2 separate regions of the Homo sapiens genome follow, and region 1 is linked to region 2. Evidence: chromatin contacts called from ENCODE Hi-C or POLR2A ChIA-PET data. All regions are on one chromosome and are shown on one strand. Each heading gives the region's core, a stretch centred on a gene start or an enhancer-like site at or near the end of the contact. The rest is flanking DNA. Distances are from core to core; before and after follow the strand shown.

Region 1 (5,076 bases), core at 985-3,484, 1.8 Mb after region 2:
TCCCGAACAGCTGAGACTACAGGCACGCGCCACCATGCCCAGCTAATTTTTTTTTTTTTGTACTCTTAGTAGAGATGGGGTTTCACCATGTTGGCCAGGATGGTCTCGATCTCTTGACCTTGTGATCCGCCCACCTCAGCCTCCCAAAGTGCTGGGATTACAGGCGTGAGCCACCGCGCCCAGCCAGGAGAAAACTGACTTTGAACTTGGCTCTACCACTTACTAGTTGTGTGAGTTTGGACAAATGCTTAACTTTTTTGATCCTCAGTATCTTTATTTGGATTGATGTAAAAGATTGGAAATAACATGTGTAAAGTACCTGACACAAATGAAGCACTCAATTAAAAGTTGCTATTATACTTAATTGTGGACATACAGGTTTAATATGGATGAGTGCTGTTCGGTTGAGCTAAGGATGTAGGATAAAATGATTTAAGGAAGAACTACTGAATCAGCTATACTCTGAAAAATCTGAAATTTGGCATACAAGAAATAACATGAGAATCACAAGAACAGATTTTGAGTCTTGGTTCCATCATATACTGGTTTAGAAACTTTGGGTAAGTCACTTAAACTTTTCACCATTTTCTTCATATACAAAATGGACATGAGCACAACTGCCCTGCTTCCAGTGCATGTTTTTTTAAAGATATAATTTACAAATCATAAAAATTCACCTTTTAAAATTATACAATTTAGTGGTTTTTAGTATATTTGCCTCTATCTAGTTCCAGAACTATTTTTTTTTTAAGAGTCTAAGTCTCACAATTTGCACAGGCTGACCTTTAACCCCTGGTCTCAAGCCATCCTCCCAACTCAGCCTCCCAAGTAGCTGGGACTCTAGGATCATGCCACCATGCCTGGCTTAATTCCAGAATGTTTTAATTATTCCAGAAATAAATCTTACACTAATTAACTGTCACTCTCTATTCCTACCCTTCCTGAGCCCCTGGAAATCACTAAGCTAGTTTCTGTCTCTGTGGATTTTCTTCTATTCTGGATCTTTCGTATTAATGGAATCATATATGAGTGCCCCATTGTATCCGTCTTTTTTCACATAATATTCTCAAGGTTCATCCATATTGTAGCATGTCAGTACTTTATTCCTTTTTGTGACTAAATAATATTCCATTGCATATATATGCCACATCTATTGATGAATGGATTTGTTTGGATTGTCTCCACTTTTTGGCTACTATGAATAATGCTGCTATGAACATTAGAGTACACATTTTTGTGTTGACATATATTCAGTTCTCCTGGGTATGTACCTATGAGTGGAATTGCTCAGTCATGTGGTAATTTTGTTTAACTTTTTGAGGAACTGCCAAACTCTTTTCCAACGTGGCTGCACTATTTTACATTCATCCTCACCAACAATTATTATGATAGCCATCCTAGTGAGTGTGAAATGACGTCTCACCACGGGTCTGATTTCCATTTCCCTAAGGATATTCAACATTTCTTAATGTGCATATTAGCCATTTATATATCTTCTTTGGACACATATCTATTCAAATCTTTTGCTCATTTTAATTTTGTGTTTTCTACTCCCTCCATTTTGCAGATGAAGCCCATTTTTAGACAGGAATACTGTATTTGTCTTTTTATTGCTGAGTTATAAGAGTTCTTAGGCCAGGCGCGGTGGCTGACGCCTGTAATCCCAACATTGGGAGGCTGAGGCGGGCGGATCACTTGGGGTCAGAAGTTTGAGGCTAGCCTGGCCGACATGGTGAAACCCCGTCTCAACTAAAAATACAAAAAACAGCCGAGCGTGGTGTGGCGCGTGCCTGTAATCCCAGCTACTCCGGAGGCTGAGGCAGAAGAATCGCTTGAACCTGGGAAGTGGAGGTTGCAGTGAGCCGAGATCACGCCATTGCACTCCAGCCTGGGCGACAGAGTGAGACTCCATCTCAAAAAAAAAAAAAAAAAGTTCTTTATATATTCCGGATACTGGTCTTTTAGGCACACAGGTTATCCTGTATATTAAATAATAGTGGCTGTGCCAGCGGCTTGTTAAACTGTAAGATGTGACGCAAAATAAATGAAGGCGATGACAGTGAAAGGGGAGAGATACGAGGTTCCACAGCTGGAGGGTGAACGCCCCCTACACCTCCTGGGCTTAATCGTAACCGGAGCGGGGTACCCTCAATTTCCCCAGCCCACAGGCCCCGCCCCCCCCCCCGCCCTTTGACCTGCGCCGCTTCCGGTTGAAGACGTGGCTTGGGGCCGCCATCTTGGCAAGAGGCGAAGCGGCAGCGGTTCCTGTCAAGGGGGCAGCAGGTCCAGAGCTGCTGGTGCTCCCGTTCCCCAGACCCTACCCCTATCCCCAGTGGAGCCGGAGTGCGGGCGCGCCCCACCACCGCCCTCACCATGGTAAGATCCGAGCCAGGACCCGAACTCCTGGGGTCCGAGCCTCACCGTCTCTCCTTGTCGGCGGGCCTGGGGCAGGGGCCGGAGGAGCCCCGCCCTGAGGGTCTAGGGCAGAGTGCTTTTGCTCCGGGCTCGGGGAGCAGTGTGGCCTCCTGTGCCCGGTCTCCTGGAGATCCGATGGAGCTGACTCCAGTCCATCTGTCGTCGTGCCCGCTTCCGCACCACCCCCCAACCAGCTGGACTCCCTCGTTTGCTGGGACCTGCCCCTGAGACGGCCCGGCGTTTTTGCTCTGCGAGAACTTCGTGGTGGTGGTGCGGGTCCCAGGCTGCGGACCTCGGAACTGATGCTGTCCCGCCGGTTCCCTGGCGCTTAGGCTCAGCAGGCTGGGCCTGTCTCCGGAGGTTCTGGTCCTTCTGTTAATCAGAGCTTGTCTCCCACCCCCGGTGTTTGCTAGGCCGTTGATAACTCGAAATGCAAATCCACTGGTGTCCAGAAATTTTTCTTTTTGTTCAGAAGGGGGAAATGGAGACACAGAGCGGAAAGGAGTAACTTCTAACACTAATGTATAGGACCCAAGTGTCTCTGAAACCTTCCACTACTTCCGCAGAACTCACTTGTGTCCATTTGTTAGTGTGACTCGGGGTACATACACTGTGTAGACCACTGGGAAAATGTGAGCAGGTTCCAGAGAACACAGGGTTTGCCTTCAAGGAACTTATTGTCCAGGTGAAGAAAAATGTGTATGTGGCATGTCGTAGTCAGATGTCTCACAGGAGGTGGAGTAAGAGGGATGGGTTAGCCTCCGAGACCAGTTACTTGCCTTCCCATGCGTTATCTTTGTATACTCATCTGTTACAAGGATGAGAAAGGTTAATGTGGTTGAGGATGGAGGAAATCAGAACTGCTGACATCACTCAATCTTCCTTTATCGCTGTGATTTGTGGATATTCATGAAGTAGTAGACATTCTTTGGTTTCAAAAAAGCTAGTAATTTATTTTTCAGTGCACCTTATGTCCTTTAGTCTTTTGAAGGATGTTCTGTTCTGTTCTTTTTTATTCTTTTGTCAATAGATAACTTGATTTAAAACATCGTCCAGTGTACCTGAGAGATGGCAGAATGTAATTTGGTGGCAATCCTAATAAGTTCTATTGACAACCCTTTAGATAAGAACTTGGATAATGGGGGGAATTCATGCTTGGACTTTAGGCCACTGAACAGCTTTTCTCAGCCTCAGGTATATAAATTGCATCAAACAGGTTTGCCTCCTAAAATTTTTGTGTTGGACACAAAATTTCCAGAAACTTGTATTTTCAGTTTCTCCAGGAGGTTCTGTATTTGGTTAGTGATTTTGAAACTCAGTTCCCGTTTACACCCTGGAATTAATAATGCATTTTAGAGCATATTTTTATTTTAATAGTAAAGTTAAGGTCTTGTATTATATAAACCAGATAAAGGTAATCTTTCTAAAAATATTCTTTGTTAAAAGGTTCTTGGAACTTAGTATTTTTAATTCATTGATAACTGAGGGATGGTAAAGCCCTACGTGATATATATAAAATATAACTTTTGCATGCTATTTTGACATGTGTACGTATACATAGAGTTGTGTCACATATTTCTGAATTATTTGGGACTTAACATGATCCAGATACCCACAGATTTGTGTACTCTGGAGAACAATTTATCTCAGTACATTCTGCTCTGTAGAGTGTTAAGACATTGGTATGATTTCTGTGTAATGTTTTTGGGTCCTGCTCCTTTACAAACAGATCCCTGGACAGTAGAAATGTCCAGATAGGGTGAAATTTTTATCTAAAAGTTGTATCAAAATTTCCAGCGTTTATTTTAGCTCAACATTTCATTATGAAATTTTCCAACATCTGGAAAAGTTGAAAGAACTTTGTAGTGAATACCCATATAACCACCAACTAGATTCTATAACTAACATTTCACTATATTTTATCATGCATCTAATCATCCATCCATCCCTCTCTCCATTAAAAAAAAATATACATTTCAAAGTAAGTTGCAGATATCAGTACGTAAACATTGATTTTTTAAAAAATAAATTCCCTTTGGCTTTAGTTATTGAAGTGCAGAATGTCCTAGACTGCAAAGTTCCAATAGATAAATAAGTGAACAAATGCAGAAACAAATGCTTTCTCATGACTTCATCATAAAATAAAGTACAAAGAAAGGCATCTTTTGATTTTTTTTTTTTAAAGAGACAGGGTCTCACTATGTTGCCCAGGCTGGAGGGCAGTAGCTATTCACAGGCGCTATCATAGTGCACTGCGGCCTAGAACTCCTAGCCTCAAGCAATCCTCCCGCCTCCATATCCCAAGTAGCTGGGACTGTAGGCATGCGGGCCTTGATTTGATCTTTTTTTTGTATTCTGCAAATTAATGAGAACATGTTCTGACTTTTTTTCTTGTTTGTTTGGTTTTCGAGACGGATTCTCGCTCTGTCTCCAGGCTGGAGTGCAGTGGCACAATCTCAGCTCACTGCAACTTCTGCCTCCCGGGTTCAAGCTATCCTCCTGCCTCAGCCTCCTGAGTAGCTGGGACTGCAGGCGCCTGCCACCACGCCCAACTACTTTTTTGTATTTTTAGTAGATACGGGGTTTCACCATGTTAGCCAGGATAGTCTCGATCTCCTCACCTCGTGATCTGCCCGCCTCGGCCTCCCAAAGTGCTGGGAT
Region 2 (5,673 bases), core at 3,066-5,565:
ACTAGCAAGCCCTCTTTTAAATAATCTATTTTAGAATTTTGCTGGGAATTGGCCAGGTGCAGTGGCTCACACATGTAATCCCAGCCCTTCAGGAGGCCGAGGTGGGCGGATCACGAGGTCAGGAGATCAAGACCAACCTGGCTAACATGATGAAACCCTGTCTCTACTAAAAATACAAAAAAAAACACAAAAAATTAGCCGGGCGTGTTGGTGGGCCCCTGTAGTCCCAGCTACTCAGGAGGCTGAGGCAGGAGAATGGTGTGAACCCAGGAGGCAGAGCTTGCAGTGAGCCGAGATCATACCACTACACTCAAGCCTGGGCAACACGGTGAGACTCCGTCTCAAAAAAAAAAAAAAAAAAAGAATTTTGCTGGGAATTAATATTAAATACTCACTGGAATCCATCTTTACCAACTTTAGTGGAATTCAGCCTATCTACAGCTCTCCTTTCCACTTTGTTTCTCAGAAATTCTCAGCAATGGTTTCATGAACCACTGGGAGGTCATTTGCCTATGATTTTGTCCACCTGGCTCTTACTTACCCTTCAAAACTCAGTATTTACATCTTTCAGGATATCTCCCAACAGAATACAAAGTATGCTACCTCCCCGGGCTCTAATGGTACTTGGTACGTATGTGAAACATCCCCAACATTTACCATACTGTTGAAATTTATCTGAAATTCAGTTTTTCATTCTAGGGTATAATCTCTAAAATACAGCTATGTTCTATTAATCTACATATCTCCAGTACTTAGGCAAGAATATACAATTTGAAAGCTTAGTTAAAGCACTGAAAAAAGGAGCAAATAAAAAGTTCCCTATAACTGAACCTCAGCATTGTTTTTAAGAAAGATTCCAACAAAATGAACCACAGCTAAGTCTCATCATTACTCTAACACTGATGTCGAGAAGTCCTCTCTCTGTGATCCATCTCATTTCTAGGCTGATGGACCCTCCATAAAGAGACAAGTTGGTGTATAGGCATCAGCAAAGAAAACTATTTTAAACAGCTCTTTGGAAACTGTCACCTCTTTTCTGTTCTCAACTAACCCCCCTACAAATCTACCCTAAGCTGGAAAAATAAATTTGAGAAGCTTGGCCTGGCACAATGGCTCACGCCTGTAATCCCAGCACTTTGGGAGGCCAAGGTGGGTGGATCACCTGAGGTCATGAGTTCAAGACCAGCCTGGCCAACATGGTGAAACCCCATTTCTACAAAAATTAAAAAAAAAAAATTAGCCAGGCATGATGGCGGGTGCCTGTAATCCCAGCTACTCAGGAGGCTGAGGCAGGAGAATCATCTGAACCCGGGAGGCGGAGGTTGCAGTGAGCCAAGATCATGCCATTGCACTCCAGCTTGGGTGACAGAGCGAGACTCCGTCTCAAAAAAAAAAAAAAAAAGGAAATTGAGAAGCTTGCTTCATTTCAAAATCCTGACAGCCCCAAAGATACATACCACAGGCAAATCTCCATCATCTTCCTCTTCCTCCTTTTCTAGTTTGGTTGTGGAGATAGCTGTCCAGCTCACATCATCATCCACAATCCGCATTCTAAATGAGAATAAGAAGATCAAAAAGAGTCATTCTAGGATACCAGCATAAAAACATTTATCTATTGGTTTTAAAATAAAGTTCAAAATCCTACAGGATCCTGCATGGTCCAGTCTTTGTCTACAAGGTCAACTTCATCTCCTACTGCTACTTCCTTGGTTGAACACCTCCCTGGTCATCCTTTGGTGCTTAGAAAGGAGCCAAGTTCCTATCACATCAGTTTTCACATATGCAGTTCCTTCCCTCTGCCTGATCTACTCTTTTCAATCTTTTTCTTTTTTTTTTTTTTTGAGACGGAGTCTCGCTCTGTTGCCCAGGCTGGAGTGCAGTGGCACGATCTCAGCTCACTGCAAGCTCTGCCTCCCGGGTTCACACCATTCTCCTGCCTCAGCCTCCTGAGTAGCTGGGACTACAGGCGACCACTGCCACGCCTGGCTAATTTTTTGTATTTTTAGTAGAGACGGGGTTTCACCGTGTTAGTCAGGATGGTCTCGATCTCCTGACCTCGTGATCCGCCCGCCTTGGCCTCCCAAAGTGCTGGGATTATAGGCGTGAGCCACCGCGCCCGGCCCTAGTCTTTTTCTTTTTTGAGACAGGGTCTCACACTGCTGCCCAGGCTGGAGTGCAGGGACACCATCATGGCTCCCTGCAGCCTTGACTTCCCGGGGTTAAGTTATTCTCCCTACTCAGTCTCCCAAGTAGCTGGGACTACAGGCATGTGCCACTGTGCCTGACTACTTTTTTGTATTTTTTGTAGAAACAGGGTTTCACCATGTTGCCCAGACTGGTCTCAAACTCCTAGATGCAAGCAATCCACCCGCCTTGGCCTCCCAAAGTGCTAGGAAACTCTTTCTCATTCCAGGAAACTCTTCCTCATTCTTCAGGTCCTAACACAAATTTAACTTCCTTTGGCAAACTTTTCTTGACTGCTTCACCCAATTCCCTCACCATCCCACACTCACTCAAGACTAAGAACCCTTGTTAAAAACTCTTGGAATACTTTCATTGCATTTATCATAAAGAAAATATATCGATTAGTTGTGTAATTAGTTGCTTAAAGCCTGTATTCCCATTAATCTATAAGCTCCACAAGAACAGGGACTATGTTTTTTTTGTTCACAGAGGCATCCTCAACACCCTACAGTAACTGGAATACGAAATATTCAATAAATGTTTGTTACGTGGATAAACTATATAGCTGAGCCCAAATAATAACAATGACTGCCATGATGTGAAGTTATTCAAAAAGCCAGGGTCACTTAATGCAATCCCTCTAATCACAACCACCACTTAATAAAACCATTATTATTATTATTCTCATTTTAAAGATAAGGAAACTGCAGCTCAGTGAGATGAAACACCTTGCCCAAGGGTACACAGCCTATAAAGTGGCACAGCTAGGATTCGAACTCTGACCAGTGCTGCTCCAACACTCAAGCTACTTTCATCACATGGCACTGCCTCCAAAGGATCCACACAAGTCAGCGAGGCAGAAAGACGAAGACAATAATAAGGCAAGCACCAAACCAGAAAAGAACTTGGACTAGTTCTTTAGAACAATGTGACTTCACTGGGTATCTCAGTGCCTTAGGGTTACTGTAACAAAGTACCACAAATTGCGTGGCATAAAACAACAGAAACTCTCTCGCAGTTCTGGAAGCTAGCAATCTGAAATCCAGGTGTCTGCAAGGCCATCCTCCCTGGAAAGTCTCTAGCAGAGAATCTTTCCTTGCCTCTCCCAGCTTCTGGTAGCCCCAAGCATACCTTGGCTTTTGGCAACATAAATCCAATCCAATCTCAGCCTTCATCTAGACATGGTCGTTTTTCCTTTGTTGCTGTGTCTGTATCCATACTTCCCTCTTTTTAAAAGGCAAACAGTCATCTTGGATTTGGCACCCACCTTAATCAAGTATGACCTCATCTTAACTGATTACATCTCCAAAGACCCTATTTCTAAATGTCACATTCTGTGGTTCTGGGTGGAAAACGATTTGGTAGGGCCCACTACACTGGGCCACAAAGTTGTCCCATATGAAAATAATACCCACTTCATGGTAGTGTGGTGAGGCTTAAATAAACTTATATATGTTTAAATTTCTTATAATGGTGCCTGGCAAGAAAAGTATAACTATATAAATGTTAGCTTCTCACGTTAGGACTATTACTAAGAGTAACAGGAGGTGATCAAAGGTCTCTGATTCAGAACCAAGTCCTTGGGATCTGGGAATCCCCACAGGCAGGTACCGGGCCCTAAAGATCCAAGCACAGAGGCTTTGAATCCGCTCCATTATTCTCGAGGCACAATATTCATTCTCTATGGGAGAGGACGGAAGTCTACCAAGGCGGGAAAAGAGTAATCAAAGTTACACCCCGGCTTTAACGCACTGACGCTACTGCTCAGAGGCTCGAGATGTAAGCGGGGCGGCAGAGGCAAGGCGGGGGGCCTCAAGCGATGTGAGTGGGGCCCTGAGCATGAGCAGGGGTCGGCGGAGAAGCCGAGAGACCCGCCAAGAGGGAAGGAACTGCCGGGCGGCCGAGGGCGGAGTTGGGAAGGGGTGGCTAGACGTCGCAGGCCCCGCCCCGGCCGGTACCAACTCACCCCTTGCCGCCGGCCCCGCCAGGCTTCGGCCGCTTTTTGCGACGCTTGCGACCGGACTCAGATCCCCGGTCGACGCCGGCATCTGCCCCGGACAAGTAACGCTTCAGATACTCGGCCTTGGAAAGCGGCGGAGCTGCCGCCATGGCAGCGGCGGGGGCAGAGAGACGGGTCGGCGCTGGGGACAAAATGCCTCAACGCGTAACGGACGCCAGCCACCCGACAGGGCGGGGCCACGGCCGGAAGTGGCGGAGAGTGCTAAGAATCGCGCGGCTGGCAGGTGCGGCCACCGGGACGCGCTCGCAGGCTAGCCAGGGACGTGCGCACCTTCGGGGCGCTCCACAGCCCTGGGACGACGCCACCAGGTTTCTTCTCTTCATTCACTCACCCACCCACCCACCCATCCATCCAACCGCAGCAAGCGCTGTTCTATGAGGCCACAACCTGACCCAAAGGACCCCGCCCCCATCGGCCGCCTAAACTCCAGAGCACGAGCAAGAAAGTGGAGGGCCACGGGCTGCAGCGTAGCCGAGTTTGAATACTGGTTCCATAGCTGGCTAGCTGTACGACCTCGGGCAAGTTATCACAAAACAGGGAGAATCCCGGCACCTAACTCGGAACGGTCACAGGCTGAGATGATATTACTGTGTGAAGTGCGCAGAGCGGTGTTGGGCACATGGTCATCGGAACTATGTTCGTTATTTTTATAAGTATCTTTAAGTGGGGGGAATCTGCTCCACTAGGCTTCCAGGTACCTACCGTCCAAGAAAGGAAGCCAGGAAGTGCAAACCAACATAATTACTATGAAAAACGTAGTTTCTAAGACCTGTGTAACTCTTCTAGTGTTCTATTACAAGTAGCCCCCAGTTATCTCTTGAAGGAAACTGTAAAACAATCTTGCCAATGAGAAGGACGGACCTGGATCATTTTTTAGCATAGTAAAAGAGAGAAACCAGAGAGAATGAATTCTAACACTCAAGTTTTGGGGGGAAAGAAAAGACTTTATTCTTTGCAGGGGGTTTAGAGCTTTACCTGAATTATCTCATTTAACCCTCACAATTCTCAAATCGTTTCATTATCATATTTTACAGATAAGAACTGAAGCGTGGCAAGATTAAGGAAGTTGCTCAACTTCACATAGTCAGAACATGACTCTAGGGAGTAGAGGCTAGCGAAGTGGGGTGCAAGAGGTCATCCAAATTTCTTGAAATACCAGATCTTTTTACCTCATCATATATGTTAGATTGTCAGTTTTATCGTTTTCTTCCCAGCTTTATTATTTGACAAAAAATTATATATATTCAAGGTGTACAATGTGATGACTGGATATAATTATACATTGTGTAATGATTACCAAAATCAAATTAAGTAAAACATCCTTCACTAATTTATGTAGTAGTTCGGTGGGGGGGCACTTAAGCAAATTTGTCTTAGCAAACTTCAAGTAAACAATACAGAATTATTAGCTATAGTCAACATGTTGTACATTAGATTCCCAGAACTTGTCTTAAAACTGAAAACTTGTA

What was found. Hi-C counts contacts between places; a loop is a spot of excess contacts on that map. ChIA-PET counts read pairs that join two places held with the same protein, here RNA polymerase II (POLR2A). Pooled maps may share reads with other maps.
Region 1: a loop to region 2 is called in a map of IMR-90, with 24 times the contacts of the local background. The contact joins the promoter of ARCN1 here to the promoter of BUD13 in region 2. A Hi-C loop is called at or near these places in 1 of 168 maps with a recorded cell type or tissue (IMR-90) and 6 of 50 pooled maps. POLR2A ChIA-PET finds 5 or more read pairs at or near these places in 1 of 52 experiments (AG04450).

The regions. Positions count from the first base shown.
Region 1 is chr11:118,570,175-118,575,250 of GRCh38, forward strand. ARCN1 (archain 1 coat protein complex I subunit delta) reads left to right here and starts at 2,235. Exons shown (of 10, transcript NM_001655.5): 1 at 2,235-2,376. The coding sequence starts at 2,374. It also overlaps a transcript of IFT46 not described here. RefSeq lists enhancers at 1,897-2,026, 2,537-2,616.
Region 2 is chr11:116,768,672-116,774,344 of GRCh38, forward strand. BUD13 (BUD13 spliceosome associated protein) reads right to left here and starts at 4,316. Exons shown (of 10, transcript NM_032725.4): 1 at 4,151-4,316; 2 at 1,458-1,551. The coding sequence starts at 4,293. ZPR1 (ZPR1 zinc finger) reads right to left here. Exons shown (of 14, transcript NM_003904.5): 14 at 5,128-5,673. It overlaps BUD13-DT (BUD13 divergent transcript), which reads left to right and starts at 4,800. Exons shown (of 2, transcript NR_186226.1): 1 at 4,800-4,840; 2 at 5,239-5,534. RefSeq lists a silencer at 4,455-4,654 and an enhancer at 4,775-4,864.